2 separate regions of the Homo sapiens genome follow, and region 2 is linked to region 1. Evidence: chromatin contacts called from ENCODE Hi-C data. All regions are on one chromosome and are shown on one strand. The core of a region is the stretch at or near the end of the contact, and the rest is flanking DNA. Distances in the headings are between cores, read along the strand shown. Region 1 overlaps PLPP3 (phospholipid phosphatase 3). Region 2 holds the start of TACSTD2 (tumor associated calcium signal transducer 2).

What was found. Hi-C counts contacts between places; a loop is a spot of excess contacts on that map. Pooled maps may share reads with other maps.
Region 2: a map with no recorded cell type shows a loop between it and region 1 (17-fold over the local background). The contact joins the promoter of TACSTD2 here to the enhancer-like site in region 1. A Hi-C loop is called at or near these places in 8 of 37 single-sample maps with no recorded cell type and 5 of 50 pooled maps.

What each region holds. Positions count from the first base shown.
Region 1 is chr1:56,523,190-56,527,491 of GRCh38, forward strand. PLPP3 (phospholipid phosphatase 3) reads right to left here. Exons shown (of 6, transcript NM_003713.5): 3 at 1,088-1,365; 4 at 634-691. Among named protein-coding and RNA genes, the nearest start is that of PLPP3, 54 kb to the right of the region's middle. RefSeq lists an enhancer at 2,542-2,821. Within about 2 kb of position 2,447, at least 7 of the 41 ENCODE cell types and tissues checked have a DNase peak (open chromatin) inside an H3K27ac peak, as active enhancers do.
Region 2 is chr1:58,574,997-58,579,220 of GRCh38, forward strand. TACSTD2 (tumor associated calcium signal transducer 2) reads right to left here and starts at 2,256. Exons shown (of 1, transcript NM_002353.3): 1 at 437-2,256. The coding sequence starts at 2,160. The coding sequence ends at 1,189. RefSeq lists enhancers at 1,024-1,719, 1,720-2,414.

The DNA of each region.
Region 1 (4,302 bases), core at 1,197-3,696:
TTTGCAAAACTCAAAATTATTCTAAATACTTAGGTAATGATGATCCTTAAAGCCCTTCCATCCGTAGAATATAGAGGACTGACATGGTGAACGTTGCAAAAAAATTTATCAGAAGGCTTGGGCTTGAGCAACAGTCCTGCTGTTACGTACATTTTGGCAGTTCACTTTAATTTTCTGAGACTTACTTAGCAATCTTTTCCCACCATAGATTTTCAGAAAACAGTGTTTGTACCCTAAAATGTTATATTTAGGGTGGTGCAAGAGTAAGTGGTTTTTGCCATTTAAGTAATGTAGTCCAGGGGTTTTTGTAACGGCAAAAACCTCAATTACTCTTGCACCAACCTAATACAAGTGTCTTTATCACTTTAAAATTCCAAAATGTGTCCACAATGCTTATCAAGCAGCTATGGCAAATACTATTTTTATTTGAAAAATGGGGGAAAAAACTAGAAAGTAAAATAACTTCTGCTAAGGCAGTGGCAGCGCTCAGAATTAAACCTAACTTTTCTAGCTAACCTCTTTTTCAAGGATTTCACAGTGATGGCATGCCCCTAAACTATTTTGAGGGCTATCATATCAGAAGGGATCGAAGCTGGAACTGAGCACTGCTCAAATCAAAGGGTGGGTACTTACCACCAAATACAGCATAGTGTACATGGAGAAGGAGGCATGGCCAGAGAAGAAGGACTTCCTGCAAGAGCAAGAGAGGGCCATGAAAGGGCCGTATTCACATCCCTGATACACACTTGTCTGTCTGTCTTCCCTCCCTAGACTGTAACCTTGAGAGCAGGCACTAGGCCCTGTTCATTTTTGCATCCTTGGTAGTGCTTTGGACCCATGCCTGGAACATAGCAGGCACCTATGAATTCATGAATAAACAAAAGAATGAATGAATGAATGTACCTACCCATGCTATATCGGAAGTATTGATTTACATATCTGTCTCAATCATCTGACTGTGAGTTCCTCAAGAATAGGAACTATGCCTTATTCACCCATCTAAACCAGGGCCCAGCTAGTAAGTGCTCACTGAACTGCACTGTATGAAAGGGGTCCAGGCTCTGGCCATGCGGAGGTGGTGTCTCACCTGGCTTCCTGGACTTTGCTGTCATCACCTCTGCATCTGTAGTTCTGAATGTAGCCTTCAGAGCAGTTGATCTGGCTGAAATCAGGGTTGCAGACACTCAAGAAGTGAGGACGCAGGCGCCCTATGGACACTTTGGCAATGTCTGTGAAAGACTGGCTGATGGCACAGCCAAAGAGGAAGCAGCCCACTTGCTTATAGAGTGCTGCCACGTAGGGGTTCTGAATCGTCGACCGCGACTTCTTCAGGTAATAGATCCGGTAGAATTCCCCCGTGATGATCTAAAAGGAATCCAACAGGGGAATTAGGCAGTATCAAGATTCATCATCAACACTGATGCCGTAACGGATATTCAACAACACAGGAGAATATTCAGTATTTGCAAAGGAGTGTCCTAATTTTCTATTTATGAAATATACAGACACAAATATGCACAGAAGAAAAGATCAAAGCGCTAATATAGTTGGGTGTTTTAAGCCCCTTTGTAACAACAAAAATATACAACCAAATATATTTATATGTATATATGTGTATGTGTGTGTGTGTGTGTGTGTGTGTGTATCTTTTTTTTTAAGGGAGAGACAAGAACTTAACTATAGAAAAGAAATACTAAATGAAGAATCAACGACAAGGTAAAGGGTAGCTATGATGTCACAGGGTCTGAGCAAATCTCGAGATTCTGAGATTTGGGGTAAAGGATCACCAACAATGACCTGACTCTAGTAAGGGCCTCAGCCTTGTGCTGACATTGGCCATGGTGAGAGTTTCTGTAAGAAGAGCTGGACACACCATGGTTAAGTCCTGGGGAATTCAGACTCTGCCACCAATCTGGTATCCTTCAGCAATAATCTACATCCTCCAAGCTTTGGCCTTCTGCTCCATAAAAGGAGGCTGCTCACCTTTGCAGTTGTTGGTTCAAATAGGATAACATGAATGGGAAATGACCTGGATCACAGAAAGTGATGCTTTTACTTTTTAGAAGCAGAGTGTGATGAATAGAATACCAGTCTAACAACTAAGAAACTTGTAGTACGATGCCCTTCAGTGTTTGTGAATTTCCTCCAGTCAGCCTGTGCTGTCTTCTCTGAGCCTGACGATCCTTCTCAAATCTTTCTTGATTTTCATACTGTATCTATGATATGATGCTTAGAGGAGATTTATCACTACTGAAAATAATCCACCAATTACTGATTACCTATTATATACCAGACATTGCTTTTATATTCTTTATGTCACGAAATCCTGATGCTCAAGATAGATATAGTGACATCATTTACATTAAGGATGGGGGACAGCTGATGTTCTGTAAGGTAAATGCCTATGATGTGCACAACCACACACCCTGCTGCCTTTGTCTTAACTCCACAGCCCAGCCATGGCCACTTCCTGCTTGTAACCACAGCCCAGAGACAGTGATGGTCAACTCATCACTCACCACAAAAGTCCCTTCACACTTCCTCCCAGGGCAGGATGATGAGTTACACTTGCCCTTTCAGAGGGAAGAGAGCATGTGCACAGCCACAAGGGAAGCAATAGTCTGGCATATCCGGACACTCCTTTGCAAAGGCTCCCAATATTCTTTTACAGTGGAGGAAAGCATCAAGGCATGAGGTCTGATCAAGGTCCTCAAGGGCTCCAAAGTCTGGGGGAGGACGACCACGTAGGAAGGAAACACCAGCTGGGCCCAGGGACAAACAGGTGCAGCAGTGAGAACAGCTATTATCACTGCCAACATTGACACAGTGACTCTGTGTTCATAAATGCTTTATATATAAGAGCTACATTTTGTTTTCCCAGAACATATTGAGTACAATTCTGTATTAGAGGAACATAGGCAAAGGCCACTCTAGCCAGCATCTTGGCATAGCCGTTTCCTGAGAGAGCAAAACTAGTATGGGACCCTGCATAGATGCTCAAAGACTATCAGTTGAAGGAACAAATGAAGGAAAGGGAGCAGGACGGTAGTCCTCAGAGTTGCCTTATTACAAAATTGGAAGTATCCCCTCAACATTACCAAGAATGCTTTGATAACACGTTGCAGAGATTAAACTCCAGGAAGCATGGCAAGTCATTAATGAAAGGGACCATTATATTTAGAAGAAACTTAGGTCCAAATTAGCTCCCATCTAAAGATTAAACCCAGGTGCACTGACTCCCTGCCCAGCATTCTTTCCTACCATTCATGATCTAATTCCCCTTTTGAACCTGTTTATACATTTACCCTATGTAACCTCACAGGCAAACAAGTTCCAGATGTTTATTACCACAATCATGTTCTCTTAATCTTTTTTATTCTTCCTTATTTATAAGTCATATGAGATTTTTTATGCAGGAGGAAGAGCACTGAACTAGGAGTCAAGTAGCCGAGGTTCAAGTCCCTACTTGTTTAGTGAATTTGGGATAAATTGGTTTCTGCATTTGCAAAACGAGGGTGCTAGACTCTGATTTATGACTTCATAACTGCAATGACATTTATTCTCAACTTTCCTGGGCTACGTCCACCATCCACCACTAGCCTGCCAACCAAGCACAGGTAATAAGCAATGGCAGAGGAAAGTTACTTGCTCAGAGATGACACCAGAAGCAGGGAGCAGAACCAAGGCCCCAGATAAAATCCCTGACCTCAGATTGCTCTCTGGTTCCCTGAACCAGACACTGCTACAGATTAAGGAACTGTTTCTAAGCAGGTGTGGCCTGAGGATCAGTCAACACGATTTCCTGTTTGATGCTGAGAAAGAACATGTGAGTTTCCAATGCAAATTAGCATCTCTTTTATGAATTTACTGATTAATCTCAGATGAGTCACCTTTCTGCTCCAGTTACTTTAGGGAGACGGGGTTTGATTACAATTCAGGGATTCTTTTCAGCTCTAATGTCCCATCTCTAAAACTTCCATTTTTAGTGTCACAGTCTTAAGATAGTAAATTGCAAAGTAAAATGTTTCCTTCACTCAAGGGAAAACAAGGAGATGAAAAGAACATTTTGCAGTACCTCAAATTCCTAATAATAATGTTAACAGCAGCCATCTCTTACATTTATTTTGTACTGTAGTTTCATTGAATCTTCTCTGTGAAGAAGATATTCCATTCTACAGATGGAGATACTAAGGCTCTGGGAGACAGTGACTTTTCTGAAGGATTTGAGGCCAGTAAGTGACAGAGTTAAGAGTAGAGCCCAGGTATTCTGACTCTTAAGCTCAAAGACCCACAGCAGACTAC
Region 2 (4,224 bases), core at 1,006-3,505, 2.1 Mb after region 1:
CGCTTTGAGATTAAGTGATTTGCTCAAAGGCTAAATGGAAATAGTACCACTTATTTCAAAGTAGGGCTGGGATTCAAAGGAGGTACAGCTCTTGAACTAGAGTTTTCTGTCTCCATTGGTGATAAGCCTTGTTTAGAGATGACCAAAGACTGGCACTCTTTTTCATAAAAGCAGCTAGTTTTAGCTTCCTCCCTCAAGCTCACCCTCCTGCAGTTTGAAGGAAGTTTCCAAATAATCTTATTTAGAAAGAATAGCATTTACACTGGCCAGTTAGGATATCTTAGGACACACCAGAGTAGCAACATGAAACACCCACTTCTGGGGGAAAAAAAAGTGTTATAATTTGAAATAAAAAAAAAATACAAGTCTTGGGAAATTAGAGACCAATGTGATAGAAATCTGGAGGGACTTTTCACAAATGCCGACTTCTGGTTTGTGCCTTTCCCATATTTTATTAAATTCGTGTTTTATTTTAAAAAATTACAGCAACATTATCAAAGACAACATATGTACAAACATTTTACAAAAAAGAACATTACCAATATCAGTGGCAGTAAGGGCAAGCTGAAGAATAAATAGACTGAGTTTCCGGGCAATGTCTGTCCTCAAAGACATCCAAACTGCGTTCAGGCAGCTGAAACAGGCTTCTTTCCCAGTGACAAGCATATGTGGTCAGTAATACAAACGATGGTAAATGAGGCTACTACATAGGCCCAGTTAACAAACTCCTCTTCTCCTCGGGTAGGCCATGATACAAGTGGAACTCATCAAATAATTTAAACCCAAGGCGATAACAACGCTATTTCCCATCTAAACTCATTTAAGCCTTCACAATGTCGCAATGGATTCAGTTACTTGCAAACGATCCCGGGTTGTCATACAGATACTTGTTTTTTACACATAACGCTATGCCATCCCTTCCTTCACTGCCCCAGTCAGGTTTCCTGTTGTTGGACCGAAAGGGGATACATTTTAGAAATGCTTCCTTCAAGACAGAAGTGAGAAAGAAAGGAGACCCTGAGGCCAGGATCTATTAAACCTGGTGTGTGCGCAAAAGGGAGGGGGAAGGCAGGAATTTGAAAGGATAAACGTCTCCTTTGCGCCGAGGAATCAGGAAGCGTGACTCACTTGGGTCTGGGACGATACCGAAATCCGGTACCCCACCCCATCCCCTGCCCCGCCGGGTACCTACAAGCTCGGTTCCTTTCTCAACTCCCCCAGTTCCTTGATCTCCACCTTCTTGTACTTCCCCGACTTTCTCCGGTTGGTGATCACCAGGACGGCCATGCCGGCGACGAGGGCCACCACGACCACCACGATGACGGCGATGAGGCCGGCGGTGAGGCGCTTCATGGAGAACTTCGGGGGAATCTCGTCCAGGTAATAGATGAGCGTGCGCTCCACCTGCAGGGGTTCTCCGCGCACGCGCAAGTCCAGGCCGCCGCGGCCCTGGAATAGAGACTCGCCCTTGATGTCCCTCTCGAAGTAGTAGGCGGCATCGCCGATATCCACGTCACCGGCGGCCTTCTGAGACGTGTTCTGCCGCAGCTCGATCTGGATGGTGGGCTGCTCGTAGTGCACGGCCGCCACGAACTTGGGGTGCAGCCGATAGCGCTCGCGGAAGAGCCGCCTCAGCTCGGCGTCCAGGTCTGAGTGGTTGAAGGCGCCGGCGGTGGGGCGGTGGCGCAGGTCAATGAGGATGTGGTGGGTGCGCACCAGCTCATCGCAGCGTAGGCTCAGGTCGCCCTTGTCCGTGCGGCGCACGCCCACCGAGTTCACGCACCAGCACACCGACGTCTGGTTGCACTGGCGCGCCTTGAAGCGGCCCTCGGGGTCGCAGTCGGGGTCGTAGAGGCCATCGTTGTCCACGAGCGCGTGCTCACTCGGCCGCACCAGCGTGCGGGCGTTCTTGGGGGCGCTCATGCGCGCCTTGAGCAGCAGACACTTGGAGGTCAGCGTGGAGCAGTCGACCGCCATGCCCGAGCCCAGCGCGCGGCACTGGCAGCGGCCGCCGGGGCCGTCGGGGCTGCACACGGTCATCTTGTTGGTGGGACACGTGCAGTTGTCCTGCGCGGCCGTGTGGCCGGTCACCGCCGCCAGCACCAGCAGCAGCAGCGGCAGCCGCAGCGGTGGCGGCGCGAGGCCGGGGCCCCGAGCCATGGTGGGGCGGAGGAACGCGGACCGGACGCGGGCGGATGAGGCGCGGGGACTCGTCGGGGCTCGGGCTCCGGCGTCTGGGATGGTCTGCAGGCGTCTGCCGCCCGGCCGCTCCCTCCGGCTCTTATACTCTACCCGACCTGCCCGGCTGGTTCCACCACCGACCGTCCCCACTGGTATTTGGGTGACACATCCCGCCCCCCTCCCCGTCCCACGGAAGGCCAAGCCGGCCCTGCGCCGCCCGCGATAGGATCAGAACAGGGAAGCTGCTCCCGCCTCCTCCGGACCGAAAGCCGGGAAGGGGAGAACCGATACTCACCTGTAGGCTTCTGGGGACCCGCCCTCGGCGCGGCCTCCTGCTACAGACCTGGCGCGTCTGGGCCGCTCTCCCGGCAGAAAGTCTAAAGAGTTTCATTGCAAAGTGTGGCTCGCGACTGTCGCGCTCTCCTCTATACGCGACTCCCTTTTCGTTCTTTCCCAGCCCCAGCCCTCCCTTAATTTCTCTCACTCCCTCTCTTCTTTGTCCAGTTCTCACAGTAGCACACGTTTATATAGTTTACAGTTCACAAACATTATCTCATCCTAACACCAGTCCTGACAGGTAGGGACTATCAGACCCGTTTTATAGGTGGTACTGATGAGGCTTAAAGACCTGAAGTCACACTGCTATCAACTTCCTCATATTTCTGAGAGGGGTCTTTGGCACCCTGCCTAGGAGTGATGAGACCTTAAATAAAGTGTTTGTGGACACGAAGTGACACAGAATCTGAAGGGAAGTTAGGGAAGCAGTTCTGTTACTCACCATATCAAGGGTAAAACACAGGTATCCTGGTGTCCAGAGGGTTAAAAGTTCTGTTAAACACTAATTTTCTGTACCTCACACAAGCGCACACACACAGGCACACACGCACATAATATTTATTTGTGCACTGGCTATAAAGAGACAAACAGGAACAAATTCTTAAAGAGCCAGCAAGACTGTAAAGAGTTTTTTGTACAATTTGATTCTAACACAGCAAATCGTTGCTTTTCTTTTCCTGTATCCCACGTAAGTAGCTGAACCATGTAAATAATGAAAGAATGGAGCCTGTGAGAAATTGCTTGTCTGCCACTGTGTGGCTAGTTTCATGGCATACAGGGGTTGCAATCTCTTTTTGAGTCATTGAGAAAGTCTAGAGTTTCAAAGCTGTGGTAAAATTAACAATAATTAGCAAGCTATAATTATTCCCAGGTCCTCCATCAAAGCACATTTTATATGTTCAGCATTTAATGTGCACCACCAGTCGTGCAAGGGTGTTGTTTAGCAGATGAAAGCCAGCTGGGCCTCTGTCCCATTAATTTTCACGCAATTCCTGAGGCAGGAAGATTGAAATATATTCTGCCTTGACAGACAGAGGAAGCAGAGACATGTGAGGGACAATTTCTTTTTTCTTTTTTTTTTTTGAGACGGAGTTTTGCCCTTGTTGCCCAGGCTGGAGTGCAATGGCGTGATCTCGGCTCACCACAACCTCCGCCGCCCAGGTTCAAGCAAGTCTCCCGCGTCAGCCTCCCGAGTAGCTGGGATTACAGGCATGAGCCATCAAGCCTGGCTAATTTTTTTTTGTATTTTTAGTAGAGACAGGGTTTCTCCATGTTGGTCAGGCTGGTCTCAAACTCCTGACCTCAGGTGATCCGCCCACCTCAGCCTCCCAAAGTGCTGGGATTACAGGCATGAGCCACCACGCCCGGCGAATTTTTTTTTTTTTTTTTTTTTTTTTTTTTTTTTTTGAGACGGAGTCTCGCTCTGTCACCCAGGCTGGAGTGCAGTGGCATGATCTCAACTCACTGCAAGCTCCACCTCCTGGGTTCATGCCATTCTCCTGCTTCAGCCTCCTGAGTAGCTGGGACTACAAGCGCCTGCCACCACGCCCGGCTAATTTTTTTGGTATTTTTAGTAGAGACGGGGTTTCACCGTGTTAGCCAGGGTGGTCTCGATCTCCTGACCTCGTGATCCGCGTGAGGGACAATTTCTTATCCACAAACATGAGGAATTGTGGGATAGTCCTCTGCTGTCTATCCCCACTGTCT